3 separate regions of the Mus musculus genome follow, and all the other regions are linked to region 1. A link is a loop called in an ENCODE intact Hi-C map of the cell type or tissue named here. Cell type or tissue: heart. All regions are shown on one strand. Region 1 holds the start of Serp2 (stress-associated endoplasmic reticulum protein family member 2). Region 2 overlaps 1700105F02Rik (a long non-coding RNA gene). Region 3 has its middle 34 kb from the start of 4930431P22Rik.

Region 1 (8,000 bases):
CGGTGTATGTAATACAAAACCCTTTTGGATGACATGCCCCAGTGAATGGAAATTAGTTGTGGGCTTTCAGAGCTCTGGAACACCCGGCTGATCATAACACCAGTACATCCCCTTCAGAGAGTCATAATTTTTCCTGGAAAGGGTACCAGTACAACCCCACTGGGACAAGTCACACAAGCACCATTATACTGCTGCAAAAGACAGAGGAAAAGATTTTCTACAGCGATTCTGTAAAGAGCAAGGCTCACCTCAGACATGAGGGCCCAACACATGAAGGGCTGTCTTTTTCTTTGATAAAACCCTTGCTGGGCAGCTCAGAACCCTACAATCTGAAGTCCATTTCACTGTGGAGGATTTTCTACTGTCCAATCCCCAAACAGCCCTGCCATTTCTGTTTCTTGTCTCAATCTGCTATCTGGGAGAAAAACATTCATTTACCCAAAGCCATTAGCTAATCTGCCCACATACAGTGACAGAGGCTGACAGTGAGCTTGGTTTTTCAACTGGAACTTGCAAAACTGTTCCCATTTACTTAAGTCTATCCAGAATTAGTTACTCCTGTTTGGCCTCAGAAGGGGACAAGGGACTGAGGAGCATGTTTTACATATCAAAGCAGACCTGGCCTCCAGGTCTCCCAGCATCCTTCAATCCCTACCTGGCATAACCTGCCCCCAACCCTGCCAGCCCAGAGGTTGGGCCAGGGCTGTCCTTCTCCCAGAGGCTCTTCCCTATATATTATCCACACATTTTGGTTTCCCCTCTCTCTGTTTCCCTCTCTTTCTTCTGTGTGCACCCTTCCTCTCCCCACCACCCCATGGTGACTTCCGTAGCCTCCTTCTGTGGGGCCAGTGAACTCGCCCAAGAACACCTTCTGAGTAAGCCTGCCTTTAATCAAATCTAATCTGACTTGAATTGGCTCCCTTCACTGACAGAGAAATAACCTAGCAACTTCTACCAGAGTATAACCATGTTGGACTTGTAATTAAAACAACAAGATTCAGGATTTACAGAGAGAAATTTTATTTTCTTTTTGGATGCCGATACACTTACAATACGGCTAACCGAAAGACCCTTCAAAACAACTGAAAACAAACATCTATTGGGGCATGGTTTTGAAGCCTTTCATTACAGAATTAAGTCTGGTCAATTACAGGTCCTCAGAGGCGCCAGGCACTGCTGAGGAGGGCCATCCATGGTATAGCAGAACCTGTCAAGTGCACTTATGCCATACATTAAATATAATTTAAATGTAGCTGGAAATGTTGAGTTGGATTGCAGATGGTGAGTTATATCCACTCCACGGCGGTTTACCATCTTCTTTTCTTATTTTGAAGCCAACAATTTTTTTTTTTTTTTTGCTTTGTTTTAGGCCCTCAACATTCTCTCAAGTTCACAGAGGCTGATGGAGAAAATAGCCCTGCAAATTAGTTCTTGGTGTCCTTGCCCTCGCCCTCACATAAGCTGTCAACTGAGATCATTTTACATCTCTTTTGTTTTTTGTTTTTTCGAGATGGGATTTCTCTGTGTAGCCCTGGCTGTACTGGAACTCACTTTGTAGTCCAGGCTGGCCTCGAACTCAGAAATCTGCCTGCCTCTGCCTCCAAAGTGCTGGGATTAAAGGCGTGCAATACCACTGCCCGGCTTCATTTTACATCTGAACTCAGATTCCTTCGTTCATTAGAAAGAGCCACAGCTGCTTATTCCACTATGTCAGCAAATAGGTCTGCCACCTTGAGAAGGAAGAAATGATCTACTTTGAGCATAAAATAATTGCCTTTAATGCCAACTTGGGCAGTGGCTCCCTGCCCTGACCCAGTAATAAAACCTCATAGGGGAAACAGATTCCTGCGAAAAATATGGTTCCCATTCTATGGCGCCTTGGCATTTTGTCCCCTCCAATCATAGCTAAATGCTCTAGTTCCCCAAAAGAAGGAATTTTAAGGGTTACCTCAGCCTGGGGCTGTGTACAAAGCTCTGAGTAGTTTGACGCCATGGCTTCTCTGCCACAATTCTGCTTGGTTTAACAAGAATTCCGGTGTGATGACTACACAGCCAGCTTTTCCCCTCAGTTAATCAAACCAACATAATTTCTTTGCTAAAAGGCATTGCCTCATCAAGTCTGCGTTTCCAGACAAACCCAAGCTTCGGCTGGACTTCCCCATAATCGTATGGGCTAATAGATTCCAGGCGCCTTTGCAAACCAGTTCTTCGCAACGATGCAAACCCACACAAGCCTTGGATGGTTCAAAGTCACAGGCCTGACATTTTCTGGAGCAGATAACTTGGTTTCCTAAAGGAAATCTCTGCACTTAAGGTACACAGTTTACTTAAGATTCCAGGGGTAAAGCTTTAATACACAGTCTGGGAGCAAAGAACCTCGGGCACTAAGCTGGTCGCTACAGTTACAGCATCATAATGCGCCAGAATCCATACGGTGAATTATAGGCAGTAACGATGCACTCAGCTTTGGCTGAGGCGGCTTCAGTTTGCAAGAGAAAGAGGAGGGTGAAGAGAAATGTAGCTCGGAATCTCACGCCCTACTTTTATACCATATATATAATATATATGTACACACACACACACACACACACACACACACACACACACACAGGGAGAAGAGACAGACGATCACAAAAAGGGTGGAAAGAAAAATCTTAGCATGGGGGTGGGGAGAGAGTCCAGGGGCGGAGCCTGGAAGCTGTGGATAAGTGGCATTCTATCATTCGTTCATCCTTTCGTTCATTCATTCACTTAGTAGGCTCCCAGCCCAGTTGGCTTCACTGGCCCCTAAGATGCAGCTTTTAGCCTTTTTCAAGGACGATGGCTCCTTCTCTTGGGGAGTCTCCACCAACCAGAGCCCTCTCCGCCCACGAGAAAGCAGAGCAGTCTGCGCCCCCCAGAGCCCCGCTGGGTCCCCCAGCCTGCGGGACCCCGGAGGAGGGGCCGGGAGGCCTGGCTCCGAGCCCACGGCCCGCCCGCCCCGCCCCGCTCCGCCCCGCGGGTCCTGCCAGCTCGGCCCGGCCGGCGCCGCCCCCGCCTTACCAGGGTTTTGGCTACGTTTCCCCTCTGGGTGATGTTTTTGCTGTGCTTCTCGTTAGCCATCCGGATCCGCTGTTTGGCCACCATGGCTTGGGCGCTTGGGGATGCTCTCGACTCCCACCTGCAACGATGGCCGGGGTGAGCCGTAGCCGCAGCGCCCCGCGGCTTGCCCGGGCGCTGCAGGTGGCAAGGCACGGCCGAGCCCCGCGCACCCCGCTCCCGGAGCCCCAGCCAGCCGGCTCCAGAGAGAGGCCAGCGCGCGGACGGAAGTAATCTCTCATCTCAGGAAACCCTCTCCGACTTCCTCGCCATCCTTCCGGTCCCCCCAGCTACCTACCCTGCGCGGCCACCGAGGCAGGAGGCGGGAAGCGAGAGGCGGGCGCTGACACAGCGCCGCGCGCCAAGCCCAAGGGCACCGTGGCCCGGGGTGTCCGGGTCCTGAGATCGAACGCTGCGGGGCATAGGGTTCGGGCGACCCGGCGTTTGTGCGTGCGTGGGGGGTGGGGACGCAGCCGCACCCAGCCTGGTGACCTCTGACTGTTTCCTGACCACCTCGGGACAGGCAGGGATTGGGGCGCTGGTGCTTCAAGCTGAAGGCTAGACCCTAGGCATCGAGCGCTGAGTCTCAGAGCTGAGCCTGGCCAGGTTTGGGTAGTACTGTTGGGAAACACCCCAAAAGAACCTGCCCTTTAGGTGTCTGAGGAAACCCCACTTGGCAAGTTGGGTTGTGCAAAAAGAGACCCTTTGTGACATGGGACGAAGAGCCAAGAAGCCTCTTTCTGGTCCCTGAAAAATGTGGATGAGGGTGGAGTTGGACCAGACCTCACCTTGGCAGTGGTGGTCATCACACTAGCAGATTGCCCCAGAAACCACTGAGTGCATAGAGGGCAAAGGGTTCATGAGCCTACAGTACAGGAAGAATGGATGGCCACTGCCCATAACCAAAGTGTTGACCAGGCTTGGACTCTTATCCCCCACTGCCCCACCACCACTACTGTCTTGGGGCATCTTGGACCTTCAGGCATCCCTGTTCTATGGGGTACTAAGTGTGAGCTCCCAGACAGCATTGGGAGTTTCTCTGCAGTGAAAGGACAAAAATCAATATTTGAATATCCAGATGCTGACCCCGAGATTTAGCTAGGGGAGGAGTGGGGGCTGAACCGCTTATCTTTCCTCAACAAATATGGCTCCTTGGAGCTCAGGAGGGACATCTGGAGAAGTGGGAAGAGGTGGTCCAGGGTTAGGACAATACAAAATAGCACTCAAGGGTAAGGAGTGAGAGCTGTGTAGACCAGATATGTCGGATGCATCTCTGATCCTATCTATCTGTGCCTGGAGGATGCTTCAATAGGCTCTGGTATGGGTAGAATTTCTTATGTGGGTAGAAAGCTAGGAAGAGCTCTTTAGGATACGGTTTATCTTAGAGTTTCTGTTGGGATGAAACTCAAGCAGGGCAGAAACCTGGAAGCAGGAGCTGATGCAGAGGCTGTGGAGGGTGCTGCTGACTGGCTTACTTTTTCTGGCTTGCTCAACCTGCTTTCTAATAGAATCTGGGCCCACCTGCTCAGGGATGGCACCACCCACAATGGGCTGGGGCCTCCCCTTCAATCTGTAATTAAGAATATGCCTTACAGCTGGAGCTCATAGTCTCATTTCTCAACGGAGGCTCCTTCCACTCTGAAGACTCCAGCTTGGGTCAAGTTAGACAAAACCAGCCAATATACCCTTCTATCAACTGGTTAGAAATCTCTTCACTTGAATGAGCAGCTACTGGCTTCATTAACAGTATGAGCAGCCACCAACATCACAGGACCACTTAAGTCTGACCTATTCTGGTCCCTGATTTTAAGGACCACTGTGGGGAGCGGTGCGGCTGCAGGACCCGTGAAACCCACTTGTTTACTGCCTTGCCAGAGCATGCACAGTGAGGCTGCATGCGTGGGCTGCCTGCCAGGCTGGACTGTTCCTTGTGGTCAGGACCTGTCAGCCTATCTGTGAACGACCTGAGCTCGTGCCTGGAGCGTGTGTGAATTCTGATTGGATGAGGTGGGGTGGAGCTAGAAGGAGGTGAGTCTGTGCAAATAGTGAAGAGAGGAGTTTTAGCCCTTGCCGTGAGTAGAAGTACTAGAAGAGAAGCTGTTGTAATAGGAGTTGTTTTAGCCCTTGCCCTAAGAAGAAGCTGCTGGGGAAGAGAGCTGTAAAAGAAAAAGCCTGAGTAAAGTTGCTGCTTGAACCCAACTTGGTGTCTGTGTCGTTCGTGTCGCCGCCTCAGAGGACCAACGACAGACCACCACTGGCGTTTAAGTAGGGGAAGTGTTTCCTGAGCAGGGGGGGCTATTGTATAAGACCCACAGGTGCTTCTGCCTGTCCCTCACTTATTTCAGTAACTGGGCAGAAGCAGGGTAAATTCTCACCGAAGCTGACCAGAGCCCAGGCTCTAGGGGACATTCAGAGAAGTGAGGCTGATAGGTAGTTTCCACTTCTGGACTGGAAGCAGGGTGTTCCTCGCTCCACAGAGGCAGCCAACCGTATTGAGGAAAGATTATTATTTCTTGTTCGTTGTTTTCTGTGTGTTAGGGAACAATCTTACTCCTTTAATTTCTACTTTATGACATTTTGAATTAGTTTTTATTAAATTGAGGACCTGTCCACAGTAAAAAGTCCAGTGAAAAGTCCTCCACTCCCACATTTTCTACTGCCTGCCTGCCTGTCTGTCTGTCTGTGTACCTACCCACATATCTGTCATCAACCTGCCTATTTGTAGAGTCCCTTCAGAAGTCCAAACAGAAGCAGAGGATGGTGATGACTATCGACTCCTATATTTTGGAGGCCAACACAGGGGAATCTCTAGTTGAAGTCCAGCCTAGGCTGTATATGAAGACCCTACTCTACAAGAAAAACAAGACTTTTGGTCCTGTTCTCAACCTCTAGGGAAGGAAGGAGGGCCAAGAGTTGAGTTGATTACCAGGCCAATGAAGCAATCAACCACATCAGAATAATAAAGACTTTATAGAATCCCTAAAAGATTTCATTGAGTGAGCCACTGGGTGGCCAAGCGTGGGTAGGCTCCCAGAAGGTGTGGAAACTCTGGCCTGATCCCCTTAACCCTGACCTTTGTTCCTCTTCAGTCTGCTGCTTTGTGAAACCTTTATAACATATGCTCAGTGTTTTCCTGAGCTCGCTGAAACATTCTAGCAAACTGCTTGTTGTAGTTACTCTTATTGCTACAACCAAATACCCGAAGACATTAGAAAGAAGGGTTTGTCTGGGCTCACAGTTGAAGGATAATTCATCATGGCGGGCTGTCCTGGCAGCAGGAGTTTGAGGAAGGTGGTCACAACATCTGGGAAAGAAACAATGAACAATGCAACTGTCTGTGGGGTTTCTCCTCTATTTGTGTCTGGAATCATAGCCCATGGAATGGTGGTGCCCACAGTTAGGTTGGATATTTACCACTTCAGTTAACCAAATCTAGAAAGTCTCTCACAGACTTCCAGTGGTTTGTCTTCGAGATAATTCTAGGCCATGTCAGGTTCATAATCAAACGAACCATCATATTAATCAGATCGCATTGAACCATGGGAGCCCCAGTCTGTCCCCTGTTGCTTTAGATGCACAGATTATACTGACTGGGATCTGGCATCTGAAGCAGGGCAGGCTTAGAGACTGAGGCCTTAACCTGTGGGGTTGAACGATACCTCCTGGTTTATGGCATCCATATCCGAGCTGAGTTGAATTAGGGGTCACTTGGCTGGTGTCCACTCCAAACTTTGCTTGCCAGTGTTGAAGCAGTCCCCCTTTCTCATTTGTCAGAAAGTCCTGCTGAGTATGAAATTGCAGGGCTTTGCTCTATCACTACAGTGGAATTAGGTTCTTGCTAGTGAAATTTGTATAATTTCTGTCAGTGGAGTTCCTGGTTCTGGAATGAGAAAACGTCCTATTGTGACTGTCCCTTCCCTTGCTTTACCCCTCCCCCACCCCGCCTTTGTCCTGTTGAGTCAGGCCAGCGCCATAACTGATCTCATTTCTGCTTATTGCCCAAGGAGCCTCATGACTGGCCGTGGAAAGTTGTCCCCTCTTTTCATGGATGCTCTTCTTTCTGTGCTCCGCCTCCAGCCTCCCTTAAGCCAGAAGCTGCAGCGGCTCCCATAACCTAGGTGCTCTGTCAGGAGCTGGATCCCAGCATCGACTCCACAGTAACAACTGGGCTCAGAAGGAGCCAAGTGTGGAGCTGTTCTGCACTTTGGGGAGACGTTGATAAGAGTTGAGTTCCTTGGATTTGTCCGTGCTGCCAGCAGGAATTTTTGTCAAGTGTCAGCACCATGCTGTGTTCAACTACAACCTCTAAAGCCTTATGGGTATTTAACTTTGAATTTTAGCCTTTACAGAAGAATTCCTAACAAGCCAATGCACATGAAACTGAAATCTGCCCCCACTGGATTTATGAGAGACTGGGTTTTACCCATCTTAAAAAGAAACGATGCTTCATCCAAGGACCCAGATGCTGTCCTGTTGAGCTGTGATGTAGAGGATGCCTGACATTTTTCTGCAGCAGAGTATGTGTGAACCTCCCCTACTATGTGATTCTTGGGATGTTCCCTCCCACTACAGAGCATAAGGAAATACATTTGGTCTCTCAATCCCTGACAGCTAGGACCAGTTATTAAATACTCCCATTTCAAACTTGAATTCTTGATCCAGTGATAAAAAAGAGAGGGGGGGGCATTTAAAACTTCCTCTTGGTGCTGGCAACAGGCTTCCTGCAGCCATGGTGGTGAGTCCCCAACAGTTATTCCTCTGCTACCTGAAATCCATCCGTTCCTCCTTTGCTTCTATTGCCCAGGGTTTGTTGGTAAGCACACAAGAACTCTAATACAGGTGAGAACAACCCCACCTACACATCTGGGATGCTTGATAAGTGTAGCAGACAAATCAGGCATTGATAACAAATGGCCTTTCTT
Region 2 (8,000 bases), 100 kb after region 1:
CTAACTAAAACCCTTACTATGCTTCTCCATAGATCACCACCACCACCACTACCACCAAACAAACAAACAAACACACACACAAACCCTTCTAGCCTAGGAGGTAGGGAATAGAGACATAGTTTAGTCAGCAGTGAAGTGCTTGCTATGCAACTGTGAGGACCACCTTTGTTAAAGCTAGATATGGTGTGTTATTGTAAGCCCAGGGCTATAAGCACTGAAACAGGGGACTCCAGAGGGCACTGGCCAGCTGGCCAAACTGAACCGATGAGGTCCAGGTTCAGTGAAAGACTCTTTAAAAGCGACAGAGGGCAATTGAGGGAAAGACCCAGTGTCAGCCTTTGGCCTATACATGCATCCGTATACATACATACATGTACACACGTGTATGTTTATACAAACATTCATGACACACACATGACTCAAAATATTTTCAGAGGGACTCCATAGGAGGATAATGTGTTTAACCCCAGGGGCCCAACTACATTCTTGATGAATAGTAGGGGGCATTCTCTTCATGCTTTGCTCAGAAGGAAGGAGGAAACCACACTGAGGAAGCCAGTGCCTTCTGCTCTTCTGAGCTAGGTCTGCCCTCAGGGAAGCGGCTTTATTGGGAAATGTAAGTGCGGGGATGGGAATTCTATGAATAAGTAGGAAAAATGCTAAAGAAAAAGAACACTTAGGCAGAGATGAAGACTGTTTCTAGACGTAAGACTGATTTGATGTTTTTTTTTCTTTTTTTGTTTTTTGTTTTTTTAACATGGACTGAATGTGACGCAGTTGTCGAGTGTGATGAAATTCTAAGAGAAGCCTCCAGAAACAAAATGTAAAGACAAACAAACAAGCACCCCAAACACATGGAGTATCCAATGGGACAAGAATGACAGTGCAGCATAGAGAGCCAGTCATGTAGTCTGTGACCAACCACAGCTAGCTTCTGTCACTTAGCTCCGTGTCACTTTAATAGCAGCCACAGAACAGGCAGCAACCTGGTGTCCCTGAACTTCAAAAGGACCGTGAGGTCACAGGAGAGAAAAAGAGAGGGAGAAAACTAATGGAGCATTTGGGAGTGGGGCGTGGGGAGGGGTCTTTGAAAGGCAAAACCAGAAAGATTAATGTTTCATTTGAAGACAGGCTCTTTCTGGGATTGTGGCTTACCCCCTATATATGGCTATTTCCCTCATTCAAAGGGTTTTCTTTTGTTTCTATCAATGGGCAGTTGATAGGGAATCTGATGGCTATAGTTCATGTGCTTCTTGTACATTTCTTGGCCCCTGGGGTTGGTCCTGGGTGTTGCCTGTCTCTTTACAAGTCTGCTCTCTGATAGTAGACATAACACTCTTCTCTAGCTCAGTAGAGTTTTAAGCAACAGAGCCATGCCTGGAACTGTATTCTCTAAGCACTGCCTGCAGGTTCAACCACATGGAAGCCTGTGTTTATTCTCCTGTATTACTGGGCAGCTCCTGGGGTCTGGAAAGGTCTGGTCGCTTTCTTCATGTGTTTTGGTGGAAAGGGCTCAGTGCATGCTTTAGCTAGTGTGAGTAGCCTGGGCCCTTGCCATGCGGCAATCTCAGGGTTTCATAAAACTTGAGCTGATGTCGTGAAGACTGGTAGATGTTTAGGGTGTGAGCTTATAATTACCCCTCCTTTCCTGGATGAAAATTTGATTTGAGATTAATTTCGGAATGGCGTGGTTATTTTGCGTCATTTTAGGCTGCAATGCTAAAATAGAAACTGGATAGGGAATGGTTGACTCACACTGTGATAAACTCCTTGTCACTTAATGCTACGTGACTTTGAGAATAAGATCAATCAATAATTTTGTACAGTACAAGTGCCAGAGAAGTTTCTCCGACTTGTTCTCTCTACTAATGTGTGTCATGATTACACTTTTACAAGATAGGGTATTTTAGGAGTTGGTTGTGCATGACTTGGCTTTCTCAGTCTCTCTCTCCCTCCTCCTTGTACTTATATTACCAAGCAACTCCAAATGGATTTAAGATGTAGCTTGGGGTTGTTTTTCAATGATAGTATAATGTGCTGATGACAACAGGTGACCAGGGATATTCATCTGAGATGGCAGGTGAATGTGAAGAAACTTTGGTGATCACAGACTTTAGTCTGGTGAACACAAGCTTCCACTGAAAGAGGAAGGCCAACTTCTAATCTGAATGGCTATAAGCCAGAGTCTGATCCAGGGGGTGACCACTCACTAATGGTTGGGAGGTCCCAACCATTGCCTATCTTTGGGTGGTAGAAAGAGGTATTACAGTCTAGGGACACTGGTTGGAGCTGAGGATTCAGCTACTTACTAGCTGTGGATTGTCAGGAAACTGATTCCATGTCTTGGATCCTGGTGTGTGTGTGTGTGTGTGTGTGTGTGTGTGTGTGTGTGTGTGTGTGTGTTTCGGAAGATGCTTGCCTAGTATGCAGGAAGCCCTGGGTTCAATCATTAGCACTGCAGAAACTGGGTGTGGCAGTGCATGTCTGTAATCCCACTTGGGAGGTGAAGGCAGGAGTATTGGGAGTTCCAAGTCATCACTGGCTACACAGCGAGTTAGAGGCTAGCCTGGCACACATAGACCCTGGCTCAAAAAAGAAAGAAAGGGAAGAAGACAGCAAGGAAGGAATAGAGGGAGGGAAGGAAAGTGGGAGGAAGGCAGGGAGAGAGAGCAAGAGAGAGACACACAGGGAAAGGAGAGGAGAGGGGAGGGGAGGGGAGGAGAGGAGAGAGAGAGAGAGAGAGAGAGAGAGAGAAAACAAATATGGCAGAATTTACATTATGGAGGTTATTGTGCAGATTAAATGTGCATAAAACACTCAGGCTTGAGAATTTCTGACTGAAAGTTTGTCTCTGCCCTTTGAGAAGACTATGTGTGATGTGACCTGAGGAGGCCTGGCCAGCAGTTTACCTGAAATCTTGCTGCTGCTTCTTCTCTTCCTTCCTTCCCTCCTTCCCTCCTTCCCTCCTTCCCTCCTTCCCTCCTTCCTTCCTTCCTTCCTTCCTTCCTTCCTTCCTTCCTTCCTTCCTTTCCTTTGTTTATTTATGCAATGCCAACAAATGAGCATGTGTGTCGAACCAGGCAGCTTTTGATGAATCAGATTCGGTCCTGCTTTTGCCACTCTGGTGCCAATACATATCACAGTTGCAATCTAGGGTGGGCAAGCACTGCCCTGGGAAGCACACAGTCCTCAGGTAGCATTTGGGATGGAGTAGAAAAAGAAGAGACAAGGCTGACAGAGAAAGCCTGGTAAAGGTGATGTGTTCAGACCGTGGTCTAAGAGGTGGGGGCGGGGGACGCATCACCTGTAGGCATTTTGGCTGGGCTGAAGTGTTGAGAGAGGTGGGATAATTGTGACTTTGAGATATGGTAAGATAACAATCTGCTTGTGCTGGGAGTTTTCTCTTGCCTCCCCAGTGAGGTTCCAAGCCTCAGATGTTGATCCCATAGCCTCTTTGTTCACCAAAAATACACCTCTGTGGCATTCCTCACATTTAGAACTGGAGACTGTGATATCTTCATCCACAGAAACATGATGGATTGTAGCTCAACGTAGTCAGAATGATGCTCTATCTATCTATGCTCTATAACTGCACTCCATTTAACATGTCAAATGTAGAAAAGGGGAACCGGAGCCTTTCTACTGACAATGCAGAGCACCGTGTTGGCAGATCTAGCTGTTTGACTCTGACCCGAGCTTTACGCTGGCTCTGAGTGTGTTTAAATTTGAATTTGAGTGTTTTGCTGGGCGAGGCTGTCTACACTGTGTTTCCATGACACCATCACTCCCTGCTGTTTAATATCTGGCTCCCATCCTCACACTGATTTTACCTACTTGGCCCAGGGAGCTGCTGGCCTTGGGCGGCTTTTTCTAGGCAGCAGAGGTTAGAGATGCAGCCATTGTTTCGAGCTGATTCATCATCAGCCTGATGCTAATTCACAAAGTCAGGCATGGTAATTTGGAGGGGCTTCTCAATTTCCACTAACCAAAGGCTTTTAAGTCCCTCTTCTTCAACCCCCCTCCTCTTCTTTTATCTTGCCCTCTTAACACTTTACTTGGATAACACAATCAAATCAAATTCTATATATAAAAAGCATATGGGATGCGGGAGCCCTCAAAGCACAGGGTTGAGTTAGCCATATAGAGACAGTGTAGCAGGAGGAGATGAGATGGGAGACAGACAAGTAAGGAGGGTCAGTTCTGTTGGGTGGGTTGGAGAACCAGAGAAGAGTGTTTAGGCTGTGCTGGGGATCAAGATGAGACCAGCAGGAATTAGACAAAGGCAGGTGCATTATGGGTGGAGAAAAGGGAAAGCCAAGGCTTAGACACTCGGCCTGCTGCATGTAGACACTCGGCCTGCTGCATGTAGACCCTCACAGGTCTCACAACAGAGCTGCGGTAGGTAGGTAAGCAAGAGAGGGGCTTGAACTATAGATGCTGATGCTGTGGCGCTGCCTTCCCTCCCTACCCCTTCTGCTGGCCTGCAGGGTGGTACTTGAAACTTCCTGGCAGCACGCCAAGTTGAGTCAGGCACCACGTGCTGCCCTAGAGGAAGCATGCAGCATCTTTCAAAGGTTTTTTTGTTTTTTTTTTTTTTTTTTTTTTTTAAAGAAAAGAGTCCCAGGAGAGGAGAGGGGCTGAGTCAGTCCTGGCAGGAAAGTGGAGGACACACACAGACCAAGCCCAAAATAGCTCCTGGGGGCTGAGCAGAAGGAAATTAGATAACTGGTCTGGTCTGCGTGGGCAATGCTTTTGGAAGGCCAGTAAGACGGTGAGAACAGGGCAGTGGTCCCTTCTAGAGGTCAGGAGTGAAGGCTGGCAGGGGATATCTCTGAGCACGTGATTTTTAAAACCTCAGAATACAGAGCATTCTTCAGTGGATGCTAGCCCATAGGTGGATGGCAAGCTTACTAGCCTCGCTACCTGAAATACTCTTCTACATCTTTGGAGGTCACAGACTAGGGGCGGCTTTCTGGTCGGTCTTCCTGAGTGAGGGAAAAAAATCCTGTCATTCTCCTTGTGTCACCTCCCCCTGTCTCTTGGACTGTGGTGTCCTGTTAAGAAAACACGTCAAACTTTATATGCCCCAGAACAGGGGAACGCCAGGGCCAAAAAGGGGGAGTGGGCGGGTAGGGGAGTGGGGGTGGGTGGGTATGGGGGACTTTTGGTATAGCATTGGAAATGTAAATGCGCTAAATACCTAATAAAAAATGGAAAGAAAAAAAAAAAAAGAAAACACGTCAGAAAAGCGTTTCTGTGGTCGTGGTCCCAGACCTTCTGTCTGTCTGGTTTGGGTCCTTACGTGGCAGGCCACCTGTGTAAGAATCCCCAGGGCTGGATACCATGCCAACGTGTCCAGTTGCTCTCTTTCATCACTGTGTTGTTTTTGTGGGAGCCTGATTCAGGAAAATGATGATCCCAGTCATTTACACAACCCCGAGCAGCTTGGCGTTCCCCAGGGCTGCTGCAAGGCAGTCAGGTCTACACTCCTTAAAGCCACAGGAAACAGCCAGTCCACGTTGCGCATGCACTGCAGCAGCTTCTTATAGGTCAAGGAGATTTAGATTTTGAATAAACAGGAGAGGGGGTGTTTCTCAAGCTTCTCAGAAGCGCTCGGACCTCAGGCCTGTCATCTGCTACTAAATTTGGCTTTTTTTCATCTTCCTTGCGCAGGATTCCTTGGCAGCCGTGGCACAGATTCCGGGATAGCTTTAGATAAACAACTTGGTTGCCGAGGACTGTTACCTGTTGTGGTTCCAAAAATCACCAAGGGTTGTAGAGATGACTCAGGACAAATTCAATTAAGGTGTGAAGGACAGAGAAAGTCAGTGGCGTGGCTGAGCCTTCTCGTTCGCCGCTGGTACATTTGTAATTTTCACTGGAAAAACTGCAGAAGGCGAGAGTGTTGTTGTCCTCTGAGCTTTTGCCTGGTGCAGAAATTTACATCTGTGTACTGTAAACTCTATGGACAGCTTCAGTATCCCTTGTGGAAGCCACACAGGATTCCCAGCACCCCCTCCTAGGCAGGTAGAGTGAATCTTTCCAAAGCCCCGGCGCCCTCCTGTATCCAGCGTGAGCTGCGTTCAGCATGGCATTCGTTAAGAAGCTTGCTTTCCTCTCTAGTGCCTGGGCCCCATTACAGACGTGTCTCACCCACTTTTATGTTGGAAAGAAGCTGTGCCCAGCACATAGCAGATATGTATTCAGTGCTAAGCAACATTTCTGTGGGATGATGTTTGGGGCAGGTAAACGACAACAGAGAAGGTACAAGCCTCATAGAAAGACAGACATCGGGTTAGGGTAGGAACGGATCACCCGTTTAAGAATTCACCCAGGCAGGGTTTATGTGACTTTGGGCAAAGCATCAATTTGACCTTTTGTTCCACTGACATGATAACACTGCTTTCTTTCTTGATTTGGGTAGGAGTCAAGGAATACATTAGTTATGAGTACTTTTTCCACTTAGGATGTTTCTGCCCAGAGGCACCATTACTGTAAAGGAGCCACTGTACCCAGGAGCTGGGCAAACCGCTTCCTGTGTGGGTTCTCACATTCTTTCTGGTTGACTTTGAGCAAGGTGACTATTTAGCCTGTTGGGAATGCTCACCTCAAAGGAAACTGTCAGCCCTATTTCTCAGAGCCATTCTGAGGCTCGAAGAGGTAGCACACTTGGATATGGTTTCAAGTTTATTCATGTCTATGAACTTGTGTCCTGATTCTAGTAGACAAGGAGAGAATGGACCTCTTTAGGTACCTTAATGCCTATGTATGCTCTGTGTTGTCCCATTTCATGCTCAGGCCACCAAATCTTGAATATATATATGCATGTTGGAGTGTGGGGTTGACACTAGAGTTGTGTCTTCCACGCTTGCTAAGCAGTAAGTCTGGTGTGTGTGTGTGTGTGTGTGTGTGTGTGTGTGTGTGTGTGTGTGTGTGATTTTCTGCAGTTTCTGTGAGGACGGGATGGAGACATTAAGAAGAACCTCTGCTGAAATCCCACCTTTGGGGGGCAAACAGACATTCTTCTGGTGTATCTGGACCTAGGTTGGGCACAGGGAATTCGTGTCATTCTTAAATTCATGGTAAGGTTTCATAGATAGTCAGTTCAAAGTTAAGTTCTGAGCCATGTACTGAGAGCAATGCTTGTTAAAGGACGGGTAAGAGTTAAGACCTGAAAATCTGAAACTACTGGAGAATTACTAGGAAGTACGCAATTAAGATCTAGGCATAAAGCAGGACTTTCTGAATAGGACCCCCATTGCTATGGAATCAAGGAGTAGCCCAAAGAGAGTGGAATTAAAAGGCCTTTGTACAGCAAAGGGTGTGGACAGTCAAGTAAAGAGGCAGCCCACAGACTGGGGGAGAAGCCTTTGCTCAGTTATCAATCTGATACATGGTTAGTAACCAGAATACACACTAAACTAAACACCAAGAAAACAGAATGCTCAGTCCAAAGTGGGCTACAAAATTTGACTGGAGTTCTCAACAGAAGAACTACAAATGCTTAAAAGGTGTTCAATATCCTCAGCCACCAGGAAAATAAAATGTCAAACCAGTTTGAGATTCTCACTCATCAGAAGGACTACTCTGTTTCTGTTTCTCTCTTCAAGATGCTATGGGCTATGAACTCCCAGGGGAGGAAAGAGAGAACGGCTGTAGGGTGTCTGGTGGAAGCTGAGAGTCAGGGGTAATCTTTTTTTTTTTTTGGGGGGGGGGGTTGTTGTTGGTTTTCTTGAGACAGGGTTTCTCTGTGTAGTCCTGTCTGTCCTGGAACTCACTCTGTAGACCAGGCTGGCCTTGAACTCAGAAATCCGCCTGCCTCTGCCTCCCAAGGGCTGGGATTAAAGGTGTGCGCCACCACCGCCTGGCAGAGGCAGGGGTAATCTTAAGCCTGTAATGCTGGTAGAAATTGGGGGTCCACTTATTACAGTAACCCTTTGTGTGCCTCCTCCTTGCTATACAATGACCTCAAGGGGCCTGATTTTTTTTTTTGGCCACAG
Region 3 (8,000 bases), 170 kb after region 1:
GCAGGCCTAATAAAGTAGGCAGGATTGGCTAACATAACAGGGGAGGTGACTGTTCCCAGCTACAGGAGACTGGTAATGAGAACAGGCATGAACTGTGAGGTCAGTTCGACTTCAGAAAGCTCTAGAATAGAGCTGTGGCGCAGACCTGTCATGCTAGCTTCAGCAGGCCAGATCTCCCCACTTGACTGCTCTCAGCAACTGTGGGCTCTGCTTTCTCATGAATCCGTTTCCTGAGCACGCATAGCCCAGACTTGAACCTACTAGAGCACATAAACAAAATCCTGCTGACGTTAGGAGCTATTAAAACTTCTCGAATTAGAACATGAGTAAGACCCATTACGTACTTCCTGGCCCCACAGAAAAATAAAAAAGAGGTTCTTGCTTCAAAAGTAGAGATTTTAAAGATGCAGTATCAGAGCTCCGAGCCAAATGAGGGGCCCTTTGAAGCGGGGGGTCCTATGTAATTCCATAGATCTCCAACTGGAAGCTGCCATTGACTATGGAGAAAGGTTTAGTAAAGGTTAGGCAGTCATGGACACACTAGAGGGATAAGGTAGGAGCTGACTCAATCATCCTTGGAGGTGGATCTGAGGTAAGGCGGGATGTACAGGGCAGTCATGGGAGCGTAGCATGAAATAGAGCAAGCCTAACTGATGATAGAGTATCAGACTCAGGGATGTTTCTGGGGCTTTCCAGAGTTCCCAGCACAAGGGAAGCATCAGGGCCCTGGAGGAATCCCACAGCATTGGTCTGGTCTGTCATTAATTGCTGCTGAGAGTTGCCGCAAGCAGAAATGAGTAGAATTCAAGAGATGAAGTGGTAAACAAGGGATTTTGTTCAACAAAGGGAGCGTATCTGGATATCGGGTCATTGCCCAACAAACTCATAAACTCAGTGAGGGAGATGGATGAGAAGGCACTGGGAGACAGCACGATGTCTCATGTGTCTGGCTTCCCAGGGAGACAAGAATGTATGCCTAGGAGGATTGACAGGGACCTCCTCAAACTCCAGTCTGTCCAAAGGTGTCAGACATCAATAGCCGCGGCCATCATGGCCACGTGAGAACACAGGGGTGCCCAGAAATATCAAATTTGTACATATAAACCAAATCTCTCTTAATCTTGAAATGATGAGTACTAGGTAGAAATGTTTAAAAATTCTGCAAGCCAATGAGAATAATGTAAACCTTCCATCTAGCACACAGAAGGCAGCACAGAAGGCAGGTTCAAACCCTGTCTCTGCTTCTACCAACTGCGGCTGTGGTCCTCAGGTTGAACCATACAAGGCCCAAACTTCCATACTAATGTGGCTATAACTTCAGCCTTCCAAGGGGTGTGGTGCAGACTCAGAAATGTCATTTAGACAACAGACAGTGGCCATAGAGAAGCTAAATTTTGCTATTAGTTATTTCTATCCGGAGACATCTAACACCAGCCAGGCTCTTTGCTGTGCATTTTGTGTATTTCTCTTTTCCTTTGTACTCTCAATCATCTTGGGAAGTAGGCTCAATGCTACTTACAAAGCCATTTCCCGAAGGTTAGGTAGACAGGAGGGTTCAGCCTTGTAAAAGCCACTTGCTCCAAATGAGTCTCCAAGAACGTACAGCAATTCAAAATCTCATTATCTCTGCCTTCAGAGGAGATGCTTTTTTATATAATTTCTGTTCTCTATTATGGGCTTGAGTGTTTTCCTTTGGAAGTTTCTAGACAGAATGTTCTAGCAAAAGGTATTTTTTTAAGAGAAAAAAATTAATAATGAAACAAATTGCAAAAAGGAAAAAAAAGAGATTCCTCTGATGTCATCAAGCTCACATGCACATGTCACATGTCACACGTATGTGTATGTGCACATCTAGGTCTCCTCAAGACAAATGGAGAAAAGGTACCAGCACAACATTCCTCGCATCCTATGGATTGTTAAAGAATGCTGTTTACCCACATTTCTCTGGTTTTTGTTTTTTCTTTTTTTCAATTCCACATGACAGTTATCACATTCCTCATCTGCATCAAAGTGAAGAAGTAAAAACCTCATGGTTAGGACAGTAGGCACAAGCCCTAAGGCAAGGGATTAACAGGAGTAGACTGCCTCCCCTGGGTCCACAAAGGAATGGTGACAGGTGTCAGAGCCAAGCATGGGGCGCCAGGGCCTCTGGGGCCCACAAAGCAATTAGTGACTTGCTCAGTGGCCGAGTTTCATGAATTTATCTCCTCTAGTCTTGCAAACCGACCATTCCTCTCTTCTGCTTGAGGGTGTCAGATGAGGCTGCTTGCTTAAGATCTTACAACAATCAGACTTTTCTTTGTTAAAAACAGTGACAAGGAAGGGTGGAGAGATGGCTTAGTGGGCAGCACACTTGCCGTGCAGATGTGAGGACATGAGTAAATCTCCAGAACCCAACTAGCAGCCTGGAGTGGTAGCTTAGCTTTAATTCTAGTTTCCCTAATGGAGAGATGGAAGGCAGGAACAGGAGAAACCCCGAAGTTCACAGGTCAGCTAGTTCAGAGTGGGACACCCTTTCTCAAACGATGTGAGGACTGCTACCAAGGTTTTCTCTGACCTTCATATTTTCTCCATGCCCGTGGTCTTGTGTGTGCGTGCGTGCACATGTGTGCACATACACACAGAGAGACAAAGAGACAGAGAGAGAGATAGAGACAGAGGGACAAAGAGAGATTTAATAAAAAGGAAATGTAAACATTTGTAGCATTGCCAAGTCTAAAATGAGCAAGAATCATAGCTTGTCCTGGAACAAATTTTACAGCATTCGAATAGTGAGTGGAACTGGGGGTGAGGGGGTGAGGGCCCAGCTGGGCCGACCAGAAGGATGGGATTCATGGTAGGCAGCCCTGTTAGACTCCTTTGACACTCGCCAAGCCAGTAAGGCTGAGAGCGCGATGTTCTCAGGCCCAGCCTTGACAATGGCATGCTTTATATCACTCCCAAAGCTGAGAATGGCTTTCCAGCCTGCAAAGGGGAGCTTTCTTCCGAACCTGAGAGATGGGAGGGCGATTTTGTGTCCATGTCCATGACCCCCCCCCCCTGCCCCAGCAGAACAGACTCAAATGGAAATGCCACCTGGCAAGGACATTCGCCTAAACAATCCACATTCTATTTGGGAGGAATGCCTGTCTTCTCAGGGTATGTTTGAGGCTCTGATGTCCCTCCTTCCCAATCACCATAATGAGATTGAAGCCATCCTCCACCCAAGGGCCTTAGGACCCGAGGACTTTCTCAGAAACTAACTAAAGCTCCACCCAAGCCAGCTGATATTTTTAGGCCCCGGGCTCCCGGATGCTTAGATGTTCTGTTTTCCTTCTGATTTTCTGGATCCTCTCAGCTCAGCAACAATAATGATTGCAAGTGACTGCAAAAATCTCTTGCACAGATCGAAATGATTCAGACAGCAATGGGTTCCCTGGGTCACCTTCCGGGATTAGCAAGATGCTTTAGCAAGCTCAGCTCTGGCCAAGGTTGTGTTCAAATGCTTACAGGAAACGGGAATCAACAAAAGGAGAGACGCCTGCCCACGTTGAATGTGCAGTCTCAGCCTGGTCTACAGAGTGAGTTCCAGGACAGCCAGGGCTATACAGAGAAACCCTGTCTCTAAAAACCAAACCAAACCAAACCAAACCAAACCAAACCAAACCAAACCAAACCAAAAAACAAAACCAAACAAAAGCGTGCAGTCTCAAGTGAGACAGGGGCACAGAGCCAGACTCATGGGCTTCAGGATAGACACAGCCTCCAAGGTATGAATCATGCAAGCCCGCTTCCAAGCCAATGGGTTGAACTCAAATCACATCTGCCAATATAAATTGTATTACAAGGCTGAGCAGGTTTCTCTGCTGGCAAACCACCACTCCTTTGCCTCTTCAGACAGTGAGGGAGTTATCTATCTTACAGCACAACGTGTTATTTCTACGGACAAATGTATGGATCTCCGTGGTTGTCAGCAAATCCCAGTGGCTCCCTGGTACCATCTTGCTGGAGGGACTGTCCCCACCTTCTCTCTATTGTATGATCCACTTTCTTAAGAGTTCCTGTGGAGATGAGAAGATGACTGTGGGTGGGAGGAGAGACTAGAAGAAGTCTTGGATGAAGAGAGTGCAAGGCAGGGGCCCCTCCAAAGGTCTTCTGGGAACAGTCCATGTTTAGAAAGGACCTTCTTAACTGTCATTAGTGATAGGGTCTTGGCAACTGTCTTTGGTGAGTTTCTTGGTCAATGGGGAGTTCTTGAAGTTTAGTTTCTTTATCTGGGTCATTGTTATTTTACAACAATAGTAAATGACATTTCCCCCAGGGGGGTGGCTGTTGAAGATAAGGACTGGGGACACAGGGTTCTCAGTCAAGTTACAGGCACTTAGTAAATGGAAACCTGGATCAGTTGGAGACAGCTGCACGTACAAGCGCACTGAAGGCACACTGTGTATATATAAGGAGAGGATTGTAGAGTTGGTTGCAGTTGGTTGTGCATGGGGAACTTTGGGGGCTACACATATGGCAATCCAGGTCAGCTCTGGGAAATTTCCTCTTAAATGAGACATCTTCCCAGGGGATGCCCTTGGCACGGCTGGGTTCCATGGGACTTCCTGATGGGTTGATTTTTGTCAGGGCTTCCTTGCAGGGCCTATGGAAGCTTCTGTTCCTGCTGGTAAGGGTGTGCTCAGCTCCCACTTGTCTAGGAGTCCAATGTAGCAAGGACAGACACAGGATGCTCAGTTACCTTCCCCATCTCGAATGAGTAATGAGTCACTTGGTTGTGTGTACCTGAGATTTTTATATATTACAAAATTCACTGGCATATGAAATTACGTTTAAATCTGTGCCCTGTGTTGTATGTGACAAGCCTCTTCCTGCCATGCCAGTGTCTATGGAGATTAAAGGGAAAACTCAGCAGGATGGTCCCCACTGCCATCTTGTGAAAGAGGAGTTAGCTATTGTTATGGTTTATATACACTGGCTTAGGGAGTGGATCTATTAGAAGGTGTGGCCCTGTTGGAGTAGGTGTGTCACTGTGGGTGGGGGTTTTAAGACCCTCATCCTAGCTGCCTAGAAGTCAGTATTCTGCTAGCAGCCTTCAGATGAAGATGTAGAACTCTTAGTTCCTCCTCCACCATGCCTGCCTGGATGTTGCCATATTTCCACTTTGATGATAATGGACTGAACCTCTGAACCTGTAAGCCAGCCCCAATAAAATGTTGTCCTTATAAGAGTTGTCTTGGTCATGGTGTCTGTTCACAGCAATAAAACCCTAACTAAGACAGCTATGTTCCGCACAGCTGGATCAACTCAGACAAGCCAACAAAGACCACACAAGGGTCCTGTGTGAAGATTTACTTTCAGGTCGACTCCTTAATGGCCTCTTGGGATCAGGGACATCAGGATTGCTACCCTGGACTGAGCCTCAAGGAAAGGAAAAGAAAAATGTGAAGATGTAAAAATAACGGCCACACTGAGATGGAGATGACAGTGGGAGAAACTTGAATAACTAATTTCTTAATCATATGTAGCAGAGAAAAAAGCCAATACTGCCTAAAATACTGGATACCATTCTAAATATACAAGTTAACTTTAGGCGCAGAGCCAATAAAAACACCTTAAAAAGAATTAAAGCTTCCAAACTCAAGAAATTACCAGTGGTATAAGAAAGTGTAAGGGCTATAGGTTATTCTTTACCCCTTAGAACAGAAAGGAAAGAAAATAGGGCCAGCGAGATGGCTCAGAGGGTAAAGGAGCTTGCTGCCAAACCTGACCACCTGAGTTGGATCCTAGAACACAAACATACGCTAAGAAAATAAACATTTTAAAAGATGGGTGCTTTATGAATGCTTAGAAAAATGCTTACAAACCAAACAAAATGAGAACAAGCAAAAAGACAAAATTTTTTGAAAACTTATAAAGATATCTACACATGTCAATTATATGGTTTTGATAGGTTTTAACATTTTATATATATTATATATATTATATATTATAAATTGTTGTTGTTGTTGTTTAGATCTGAAGTCAGTGACTGTTAGCCCAGGCCAGGAGGGCTTCGCTCTTGGCATGCGCATGCTGTGCTGTCCCCTCCCATCTGATGTCAGAGCCTGTCTGTGGCCTTTGTAGTCTCTGTAAGACTACAATGAAATGATATGTCGCCTCTGAGCTTTAGGTCATGCATGGCTCTGTGGGGGCTGGAGGGGCACTCTGCTGTAACAATGCTTACTGTTCTTCCAGAGGACCTGGCTTTGGTTCCTAGCATCCGTGTTGGGTGCTAACAGCTCCCTGTAGCTCCAGCTTTAGGGATCCAGTGCTCTCTCTTGTCTCTGTGGGTACTGCATTTATACACACAAAGCCACAACACACACACACACACACACACACACACACACACACACACACACACAGAGAGAGAGAGAGAGAGAGAGAGAGAGAGAGAGTTTTAAGATAAAAAGAAATGAAAAAGAAGACAGCATGGCTTTTATTTTGCACCCATGCTGTCTCTGTCTCTGTTGGGTTCCTCACTAAGGAGGAAATCAATTGTCACCTTGAACAGCTGATCCACGGGGCTGCCACATCAGATGCCCTCAATACCTATGTAGAGCCCTCCATCGTTACTAATTGCAAAATGAAGAACTTCACCCTTAGAGGACAAGTTACATAATGGGAGAAACTATTTACAAAACTCACATCTGAAAAATGACTGATATCTAAAGCCTCAAAACTGAACTGCATAGAACTTAAATGTTGTGTCAAAAACAAAACAAAACAAAACAAAACAAAAAACAAAACCAAAACCAAAAACAGACAAAAGAGACAGGAGGACATTGCCCCCAGAAGAATGTACAAAGGACAACGAACAATTATGAAGGTGTCCACATCAGCAGCCACTAGAGAAATGAGAATCAGGCACGCTGAGACATCACCTCTCCGTGTAGCAAAATAAACAAGAATCTCATGGCAACATCCATGGGTGAACTGATAAGCAAAGGAAGCTGCACTCAGGACACAAAACTGAGCTCCGTAGTAAACAGACAAAACTAAAGATTCAACCTCCATTAGTCTCCAGGACTACACAGAGTGGGGGAAAAAAAACCAAACCCCAAATTACATACCATGCAGTTTCATCTCCACAACATTGTCTTGAAATGACAAATGTACAGGAATTGAAGCCGGATTGGTGGTTTCCGTGGTCACCAATTTTGGGGAGAGAGGAGTTGAGAAGGTGTGGCTAGAGCAACAACCAGGGATCCCACCAGTAGCTTGGCTGTGACACAGTTTCACAGGATGTTGTCATCAGAGGAAACTGGGGAAAGGGTTATTTCTTACAAGTGCATGTAAATACAAAGGGTGGCTCTTTAAAGTTTAATCAAGATAGCCTGAATGCAGCTTTAAAACAGGTCGCTTCTGTGGGGGTGGACTGGGTGGGCGGGGTTTGGAGGTGTGCTCCTGTGTCACCCTGAGCTTGTGGCTGTTGGAGGACAACTTGGAGGAGTCGTTTTCTGTCCTTCCACCATGGGGACACCGGGGATGGAAATCAGAGCAGACCCCCACACTTGGTGGCCAATGCCTTCACCTGTCGAGCCATCTTGCTGGCCCTGTTTTATTTATCTATTTTTAATTAAAATGAAAAGGTGGACCTGGTAGCATATATGTATAATCTTGGCACTTGGGTGGTTTGAGGCTGGAGGATTGCTAGTTCTAGATCAGCCTGGGCTACACAAATAATAAACTCCTAACCTTGGGAAAAGTCTATTTAATATGTACTACAAAGGAGAAGCTATGATATAATCATTGAGAAAAGAACAGACAACTCAGTTGACGAAGGAGTAAAAGCTACTTATAATTCAGACTTAAACTAAAAAAAAAAAAAATGCAAATATCGATGTAGTGATGCTAATAGGAGTGTGGTTGTGTTCCTATCCTCAGTTTAGCATCTTACAAACAACACACCCTCAAAACGTGTTTGTTCATCAATAGGATAAATATCTTAACTTTCTCAAGGCGTCTTTCATGAG

What was found. Peaks named below come from ENCODE experiments on the same cell type or tissue, not always from the same donor. Only the 100,000 strongest peaks of a DNase experiment are listed, where the experiment ranks them.
Region 2: it touches region 1 in a loop (1.8-fold over the local background); 4 of 42 quality-filtered maps call a loop at or near these places.
Region 3: it touches region 1 in a loop (1.8-fold over the local background); 2 of 42 quality-filtered maps call a loop at or near these places.

The regions. Positions count from the first base shown.
Region 1 is chr14:76,553,389-76,561,388 of GRCm38, forward strand. It overlaps Serp2 (stress-associated endoplasmic reticulum protein family member 2), which reads right to left and starts at 3,299. Exons shown (of 3, transcript NM_001160326.1): 1 at 3,043-3,299. The coding sequence starts at 3,126. In heart, a CTCF peak has its summit at 3,188; DNase peaks (open chromatin) are centred at 2,963, 3,093 and 5,013; H3K4me3 peaks cover 1,723 bases; H3K27ac peaks cover 2,418 bases.
Region 2 is chr14:76,653,800-76,661,799 of GRCm38, forward strand. The region is part of intron 2 of 1700105F02Rik (a long non-coding RNA gene); the gene reads right to left. Among named protein-coding and RNA genes, the nearest start is that of 1700108F19Rik, 20 kb to the right of the region's middle. In heart, a CTCF peak has its summit at 4,512; DNase peaks (open chromatin) are centred at 3,852 and 4,602; H3K27ac peaks cover 2,043 bases.
Region 3 is chr14:76,721,696-76,729,695 of GRCm38, forward strand. No RefSeq gene overlaps it. Among named protein-coding and RNA genes, the nearest start is that of 4930431P22Rik, 34 kb to the right of the region's middle. In heart, no CTCF peak of the experiment used is centred here; DNase peaks (open chromatin) are centred at 207, 3,306, 3,676 and 4,446; H3K27ac peaks cover 1,532 bases.